Linked DNA regions of Homo sapiens: region 2 is linked to region 1. A link is an interaction called in ENCODE POLR2A ChIA-PET data of the cell type or tissue named here. Cell type or tissue: OCI-LY7. All regions are shown on one strand. Links, peaks and the distances in the headings refer to the core of each region. The heading gives the core; the rest is flanking DNA.

Evidence for each region. Peaks named below come from ENCODE experiments on the same cell type or tissue, not always from the same donor. Only the 100,000 strongest peaks of a DNase experiment are listed, where the experiment ranks them.
Region 2: POLR2A ChIA-PET joins it to region 1 with 5 read pairs; 3 of 35 experiments call an interaction of 5 or more read pairs at or near these places.

The regions. Positions count from the first base shown.
Region 1 is chr10:80,681,995-80,686,421 of GRCh38, reverse strand. No RefSeq gene overlaps it. Among named protein-coding and RNA genes, the nearest start is that of LINC02655, 34 kb to the right of the region's middle. In OCI-LY7, for the core only: no CTCF peak of the experiment used is centred there; a DNase peak (open chromatin) is centred at 1,981.
Region 2 is chr10:80,751,205-80,755,631 of GRCh38, reverse strand. No RefSeq gene overlaps it. Among named protein-coding and RNA genes, the nearest start is that of LINC02655, 100 kb to the right of the region's middle. In OCI-LY7, for the core only: no CTCF peak of the experiment used is centred there; no DNase peak of the experiment used is centred there.

The DNA of each region.
Region 1 (4,427 bases), core at 327-4,326:
TCTTCTAAGACTTCTAAGACTTTAGGAGAAATATTTCTCCTAAATCACCTAATGTTTGAAATCGAGCTGCTACAATGCCCCCACAACAGCGGCAGGTAAGTGACAGTTGGTTTCATGAAGCACCCTATAAAAAATCAGGACAAGATCTGAGTAGTGAGGAAAAGGGTTCTGAAAAGGCAGCATCCTCTTAACATGTCCAAAACGGAGCTTGTTGTCTTCCCTCACTGTCTCCTTCCTCCCAGATGCTGTGTCCTGGTTGATGGCCTCATCTTTCATTAAGTCACCCACTCCAGAGAGTGGGAGGTAGCCCTGAAATCCCACATCCAGTCAGTAGCCAAGTGCTGTCAATTTTGTCTCCTTAAGGTCTCAAACATGCACTCTTCTCTGTATCCCTGGATGGCATCACCTGACTCCAACCCTTGTCATCTGTCACACGAATGATTGTAGCAGCTTCAAGCTGGTCTGCCTGTCTGTGGTTTCCCCCTGCACAATCCAATTCTCATTCAACTCTGCTGCCTTGGTAGTTAGATAATTTAGTCTCTCATCCCTGAAAACCCCCTACCCTCTACCTCTGTCCATCGCTTTCAATCAATCCTCCCTAGAACTGCACGCACACAGTGGGCACTGTGCTGACTGTACCAGGCAATACAGAGCCACTCCTGGGTACCCAAGCAGGCCCTGCAGTTTCACACCTGTATTCCTCGGTGTCTGCTGTCCTCCCGTCTCAATGTCCCTTCCCAGGCCTACCTAGTTCATTTCCAGTCACCTACCTAGAAAATCTCCACTCCTCTTGAAACTCCTCTTCAGGTACAGTCTGATGTTGACACACTTACTAACACCTCCATTCTCCCTGTAGCACTCAGCCTTCCTCTGGATGTTTTACAGCCTTTAGCAAACTTATTTACTTAACATATGACATCCCACAGAACTACTCGAGAGCAAAGGTCTTGCTCTCTTGAACACATAGCTGGAGGGTGGGTCGCACCAAATGAACTGAACTGAATTCAACCAAACTATTGAAACCAACCATTGAAAGTAATGGCAAAAACACAATTACTTTTGCACCAACCTAATAATTCACTGCAGAACACTCTTGAAATTCATTCTTCCCCCTTATTAAAGACTTCAAGCATGTATTTTTTAAATCTTCCTTGAAAATGATATTTAATGGCAATAGATCATGAGCTATAATAACTCTTACCCTTGGCATTAGCAAGTGAGACATGGTACCCTGAGGCTCACAGGAAAACAAAAAGAAAAAGATCAAGAAAAGCTATCGAATGGGGCAGAAATCATGGTATAAGTCACTCAGTGCCAAAACAGAATCATTTTTATGTGAAATATTTTGGAATATTATTCTGCAGGGTTAGGAAATGACTCCTTAGCATGGAGAGTACATAAAGAGAGGAATAGCAAAAAAAAAATGCTTCAAGTTGCTATTATACGACAGGCATCTTGCTACAAAGATTTAATCTAAAAACAATCATGCTATTAACCATTTATAAATAAATAAATTAAGGCAAAAAGATAGAAAATATTCCTAGTTTTGTGCTCGTAACTGACAAAACTAAAATTCAAGCTCATATCTGATGAGTCCAAACACTAGCTTCCCAGACCAAATGTTAAATCAAAATAAAAACATAAAGGCATAGTATAAAACGTCGAGCAATAAGAAATGAACAACACCCCAAAATCCTAACTACATTAGTTAGGATTAAGTTCAGCTGCAACTAACATGACACAAAATGACAGTGGCTTAAACCACATAGATGTTTATGTTTCTCTTGTTTCAATGTAAGAAGGACAGGGCTGGAATAGCATCTGCAGAATCATCTATCACCATTTGTAGGGGACAGCCCTCCTGCTCATGATACAACATGAATCTCCAGCTGTCACATTCATATTATAAGCAGCAAGGAAGGGAGGGGAGGAGGAAGGAGCAAAGCATCTTAAATGTATTATATAATAATGCCTGTTAATCCTATTGGCTGGATCTAATCATGTGACCTCACCCAACTGCAAGGGAAGATGGGAAGTGTAGTCTTTATTTCATGCAGCCATGTGTACCCAGGTGAAAATCAAGGTTTTTATAAAAAGGAAACGAATATTAGGGTAAACAACTCTCTCTGCCACAGATGTTCAATATTAATAAAATGTCAATTTTATTTAATGTTATTGCAAATGTTATTATGTGATAAACCACTGTTTCTGCAAAAGAAAATGTGTGCTCTTTCAGAAGGCCTGGCAAGTAAGAAAGTATGAAAGTAAATGACTATTAAACTCCTTATGCATTGCAGCCATGTGGGGAGGGGGGTAAATGAGGTTTATCCTTAACTCTGATAGTATAAAGAGTACATTCTCCATAGTATACATCATATTTAACAGGGAAAGTCTGGAGGCATTCGCACTGCAGTCAGATACAATACAAGGATGCCCACTATCACTAATACACACCCTGGAGATGAGAGCCAATTCAATCAGACAAGAGAAAGAAACCACAACAAGAGCAAAATAGAATATATGGCTTTTATATCAGCACAATAAAACTCAACCTACCCAATGAAAAACAGTAAAAAGAAAAAATGCACACACCAAATGGAAAACATGACATAAAATGGCAGACATAAATAAGTTCTAATCTAATGGTAATAATTTTAAAAATCCAAATGGGTTGTCAATCGAAAATAATCAAAAGGCTCAGGATCTAGTTAAAAGAGTTTATTCAAGCACAAAATGTGAGGGTGGCTTTCTGGGGACACACCTACACCAAAGAATGCTGATCAGTGCTCCCATCGTGGGGGAAAATGAAGATCATTTATATAGGCAAAAACAAAGGCGTGGAACAGAATTACAACATTTTCCATACAAAAGCTAACATACAGATATAAGATTTCATTGGCAACTATTGATTACTCTCTGAGGGGGTTGCTTACATTCTGTTCTAAAGAGGTAATAATCACAACGTTCTCTATCCCCAACGTCATGTAGTCTAGGTTTGGATAAAGAAGAGGGAATCTCATTAATGGATAACATCTTGACAAAAGGCCAGGAAGCAATGGTCATGCACCAGAGAAGAAAAACAGCCATGTTACATGACTTAGTTTTCAGGGCCTAACTTTTCCCTTTTGCATAATAAATTTGGAAGGTCTTGAATTTTTTTTTTCTACAGGGTTAGACTTACCAATTTAAAATGAGACTCCCACACTGGATTAAAGAAAACAATATTCACCAATACAGTCGTTGTCTTAGATAGACAAATTTGCAACCAAAGAATAGAGAAAACCTTAAAAAATAAAAGACTGTGAAAAGATACCCCAGGCAAATATGGAGCAAAAGAAAGTTGAGGGGACAATCTTAATGTCTGACAAACTTAAATTCAAAACACAGAGAAGTGTTATCTATTGATCAAAAGGAATAGCAGAGTAAAGAAATATAGCCATGAATATTACATACCTTCCAATATAATTTCAAAATATGTAAAGAAACAATAGACAGACTATGGAAAGAAACATATAAATCAACAATTATATGGAGAATGTAATACCCCCTCTCAGAAAAGGATAAAGCAGGAAAAAAGTAAAAATACAGAATATCTGAATAACGGAATTACTGAATATAGAGAATTCTATACCCAGTAAATACAGAATATTCGTTTTTAATTAAATGTTATACATACACGAAAAATGACCATATATTAGCCCACAAAGGAAGTCTCAATAATTTTAAGGACTTATTATCACATTATCACAGAGAGTATGTTCTCTGCTCATAATACAATAACATTAGAAATTACCAACAAAGGGCCGGGCACAGTAGCTCATGCCGGTAATCCCAGCACTTTGGGAGGCCAAGGCAAGAGGATCACTTGAGGTCAGGAGTTTGAGATCAGCCTGGCCAACATGGCAAAACTCCGTCTCTATTAAAAATAAAAAAAATTAGCCGGGCATGGTGGCACAGCCCTGTAGTCCCAGCTACTTGGGAGGCTGAGGCACGAGAATCACTTGAACCCAGGCAACAGAGGTTGCAGTGAGCCAAGATTGCACCACTGCACTCCAGCCTGGGCAACAGAGTGAGACTCTGTCTCAATTAAAAAAAAAAAAAAAAAAGAAAGAAAGAAATTACCAACAAAAAGTTAGGTTCAAAATTCCTATGACCAGCAAACAGGATTACATATTACAAATAACTTTTGGGCTAAGAAAATCAAAAATTAAATTAATAAGTACTTAAAACTCAGTAACAAACACTCCATTTCTAAATCCATGAGAACAATTAAAGCAGAACTTTTCAGATATTCAGAAATTTATCAAGCAAAATAAAGACACTGAAAACATTCAATTTAAGAAGTTGCAAAAGGTATAACAGAAAAAATAAAAGAATAAAGAAGAAATGATATACATAAGAGCAAAAACAAATGAAACCAATAACTA
Region 2 (4,427 bases), core at 209-4,208, 69 kb before region 1:
CAAGATCATGCCACTGTACTCCAACCTGGGCAACAGAGTGAGACTCCATCTCAAACAATAAAATAAAATAGGTAGTACAGTGTTCCACACCTCAGTCACAAAATAGTGTGAATATAATTAGTAAAAGTTTCCTGGAACATAGGAGCTGCTCAATAAATAATAGCTTATTTTCCTTTTCATTTCTATCTCCCTTTTCCTTCCCAATTCTGAGATTTTAGCATTCTATGATTTTGCTGATAGCATCTGCAACCAGTGAATGAGAATAATGGAATGAAAAAGATAATAAAAATATCATCAGAGTGTTTCTTAATTTCCAATGTGGAGGACATATAGGAAATCATCCTGATCATGACCTAATTTTCCTATCATTATCTTGCAGAATTATAGACTAACCTCCTTTTCTGTACCCTTTCAACAAATTCAATAAACATATGCTGTGTGTGTTTTAAAATCAGCACAAAAATTTAGGAAAACAGGTTTCATGAGGGTTTTCTTTGGTTATTATTGTTAACAATCAAATACACTGTCCTCACTTAAAGACCTAATTCTAAAATGATCTGTGCCAGCAAAGAATGAATTTCAAGACAAGTGTCCCAGTCATCATTTGCTTTATTTCCTGAATTGCTTTCTTTGAGTCACTGACTATATATAAGCCACCATCATGCCATGACCAAAATAACTGGATTTCTGGGACTGTTTTTCTCTGTAAACACATTGGTAGAGCTACCAATAAAAATAGAAAAGAAACTCCTGAAGTTAAACATTGTCCCAAGGCAATGTTATTCACCCAGTTACTCAAAATTTTTCTCTATTACTGAGCATGGACAGCATCTTTATGGAGTGACAAGACACTAGTCCATTTTCTCCCTCTTTCTTCTACCATGTTATGCAGCCAGAGGACAGAATCATGGGTAATCCAAATTGGTAGGATTTTATTTACTCTCACCCTTTCCCAAAAAGTTATTTTTAAAAAAAAAAAAGGTTTCTGTATTAGTCCATTCCCATGCTGCTATGAAGAAATATCTGAGACTGGGTAATTTATAAAGAAAAGAGATTTAATTGACTGACAGTTGTGCATGGCTGGAGGCCTCAGGAAATTCACAATCATGGCAGAAAGAAAAGCAAACATGTCCTTCTTTACATGGCGGCAGGAGAGAAAAGTGCTGAGCAAAGCGGGAAAGGCCCCTTATAAAACCATCAGATCTCATGAGAACTCACTACCATGAGAATAGCATGGGGGTAACCGCCCCCCCGATTCAATTACCTCCCACTGGGTCCCTCCCACGACACATGGAGATTATGGGAACTACAATTCAAGATGAGATGCGGGTGGGGACACAGCCAAACCATATCAGCTTCTCTTCATAAAAAGTCACTTCCCTCATTCCAAGTTGCAAACAAAAACTAAAACAGAATTCAATTGTGATGACTGTTTATCTAAACACCTGCCATCAAGGACCTTCCAACAAGGAGCAGCAGGGCACAAAGGGTGAGGATGTTGAGGACAACTAGGAATCCTAGAAAGTAATCTGATAAAAGAGCTAGAGGTTTATACATTGACCTGGAACTCCACACAAAACAAGAGCACTGAGAACGTGGCCAGGATGCCCTTCACCGACATGCCTCTGAGCCAAAGGTGTGCCAGGGCCAGCTTGTATCAGCTTGAGAAAACCAGTTGTCAAATTTTTGATAGCTTGAAATTGCCCATGCTGGGAGTGTTTATACCATGGAAATTGTAAATGCTACAAACAAAAGCTTTAGTTTCCAGAGAGCTGGTTGTTAATGTTTACCAGCCCATCACAACACCAGGCTGTGGTTGCTGCTCTCCAGCTGAAATCCCATTGAAATGAGCACATCACATTCCCCTCTCCCTGGATACTTGCTGCCAGATTCTGTTCAGAAAGCAACAGGAAACATTAAGAAAATATGACCGTCAATACCCTGTCACTGAGCATTAACCACAAAGTCTATCCACATGTGCTCTGCATAGGAAGGAGGGCTCAAATTCATCCTCTGCTGATGTTCAGAGCCACGCATCACCTGAGGTCAGGAACTGTTGGTTTTTATTCACTGTTGTTCCCACTGTTCACACTGAGCAAGAGAGTCTTGAAGGAGAGTGAGAAAAGTAGGCGCATGAAAAAGATAGGATTGAAGCTTTGCCTGTGGCATTGCAAATCATGTAAGACCAGGAGAGGTGGCCAAACCTCACTCTGCAGGCTGTTTCCTTTCTCATTGGAATGACACCACAGTAAGAGAAAAGGCTCCCATGTGGGAAGAAGACCAGGTCTGACTCCACCTTTGACACTGACTCACAGTGTGACCTGCAAAAGTGTTCAATTGTCCTCCCAGGATACTGTGATTCTAGTGATTTTCATAGAACCTACCACTTGTGGAAGTGCTTAGGGGATAATGCAAAAACAAACAAATAGAACTACATCTAAAAAACAAAAAGGAAGAAAGTGAGAGAGATGGGGGAAAAGTAAAGAAAGAGAAGTAAGTTTTAAAAAGGAAACAGAGAAAAAGAAATTGGAAGCTGAGGCTAAAATGGTTTTTTTCATCCATAGGAATTGAAAAAAAAATTCATTTTTCCCAAGTTTCCTTAAACTCAATAATTGGCTTTAAAATAAGTAAATGTCAAAACTGTGAACTTAATACCTACATATGAATAAAATATCATTTTGTATTTTTTTAATATATCGAAGACATTTACATACAATTTTGTTCGGAGAAAAAAGCTCCAGTGCTGAAAAATAAGTTTGAAAGCTACCCAGAGAAAGAGGAAAATGAAGGATTACTAATTAATGGGCATAAAGTTTCAGTTCAGCAAAATAAATAAGCTCTAGAGATCTGCTGTACAACATGGTGCTTAGAGTCAGCAATAATGTATTGTGCACTTAAAATTTTTTCAAGTAGCCAGACATGGTGGCATGTACCTGTAGTCCCAGCTATTTGGGGGGCTTAGGCAGGAGGACTGCTTGAGCCCAGGAGATCAAGGCCAGCCAGGACAACACAGCAAGACACCGTCTCAAAAGAAAAAGTTAAGAGAGTAGATCTCATTTTAACCGTTATTACCACAATTAAATAAAAGAAATAAAACTATTCAACCAAATATTTATTGAGCAAGTATTTTATTGTAAGCTCATTACAAGGCTAGCTGCTAACCCTATGTGTTTATAGATTAAAGAGAGAATGCAAATATTTTCCTCAAGAAACTCAAAGCTAGACTTCTAATCCAAGGTTTATGCTTTAAACTACCCCTAACACTCTCAACAGAGCAATTCCGTTTAAAAGTTTTAATTGCAGTTTTTAAAGTTAATACAATACCACTTTTCAAGAAAGGAAATTCCTCGGTGGAAGTCCAAAAACAGAAAACCAACCTAATCAGATGCTAAGAAGGCTCTGAGCCCATAACCTTGTTGATTATAGGTCAAAACTAGAAGTGGCTGAGGGTTCCACCACAGGGATAATGGAGATCCCATCCACCCACCTCCAGCAGTGACTAAGGGAAAGAGCCATCTGCCACACAAAACAGGATGTGGACTGGATCCCTCAGATGAAAGAAGGCTGAAAACAAATTGTAACCATGCCTGGGTCTGCAACTTGAAGCATCAACAACAGCACTTCTGGGAGGGAGAAGAGAATGCTGTTTATGAAGGACCAACTCCTGTGTGTACAATAACTGTGATATCAACATGGCATAGGAGTCCTGCACGTGGAGTTCCATTTGGCCATAAAACTGCTGGGCAGGGAGAAGTGAGCGTAGACAGTGAGAAAACAAAAACCCTACTCAGTATGAGCCCAGAGGAAATGCAAACTCCAAAGGGTGGCCAAGAAGATTAATAATAAGGGGATGAGTTCACTACCAACACAATGCAAAACAATCTCACAAATGCGGTAAAATAAGCATATTTTAAGATCTTGGAAGAGTTCATGCAGGAATGACATTCGTCTTTTATTTATTTATTTATTTTATGTATTGAGATGGAGTCTTGCTTTGTCACTCAGGCTGGAGTGCAGTGGTGCCATCTTGGCTCACTGCAACCTCTACTTCCTGGATTCATGCAATTCTCCTGCCTCAGCCTCCCGAGTATTACAGGCATGCGCCACCTCGCCCAGCTAATTTTTGTATTTTTAGTAGAGAAGGGGTTTCACCATGTTGGCCAGGCTGGTCTCAAACTCCTGACCTCAAATGATCCACGCACCTCAGCCTCCCAAAGTGCTGGGATTACGGCGTGAGCCACCGCGCCTGGCGACATTCGTCTTTTAAAAGAACAAAAAAAAAAATATGAAACAGAACAGGTCACTACCAACAAGGGACCAGTGAGAGTACCCAAGCAAAGGACCCGTCATTTCTGACTCAAAGTCCCCATAGAAAACTCACCATCTCCCCAGCCCAGAAAATGGATGAAGCTAAGTTTCTTCTAGGA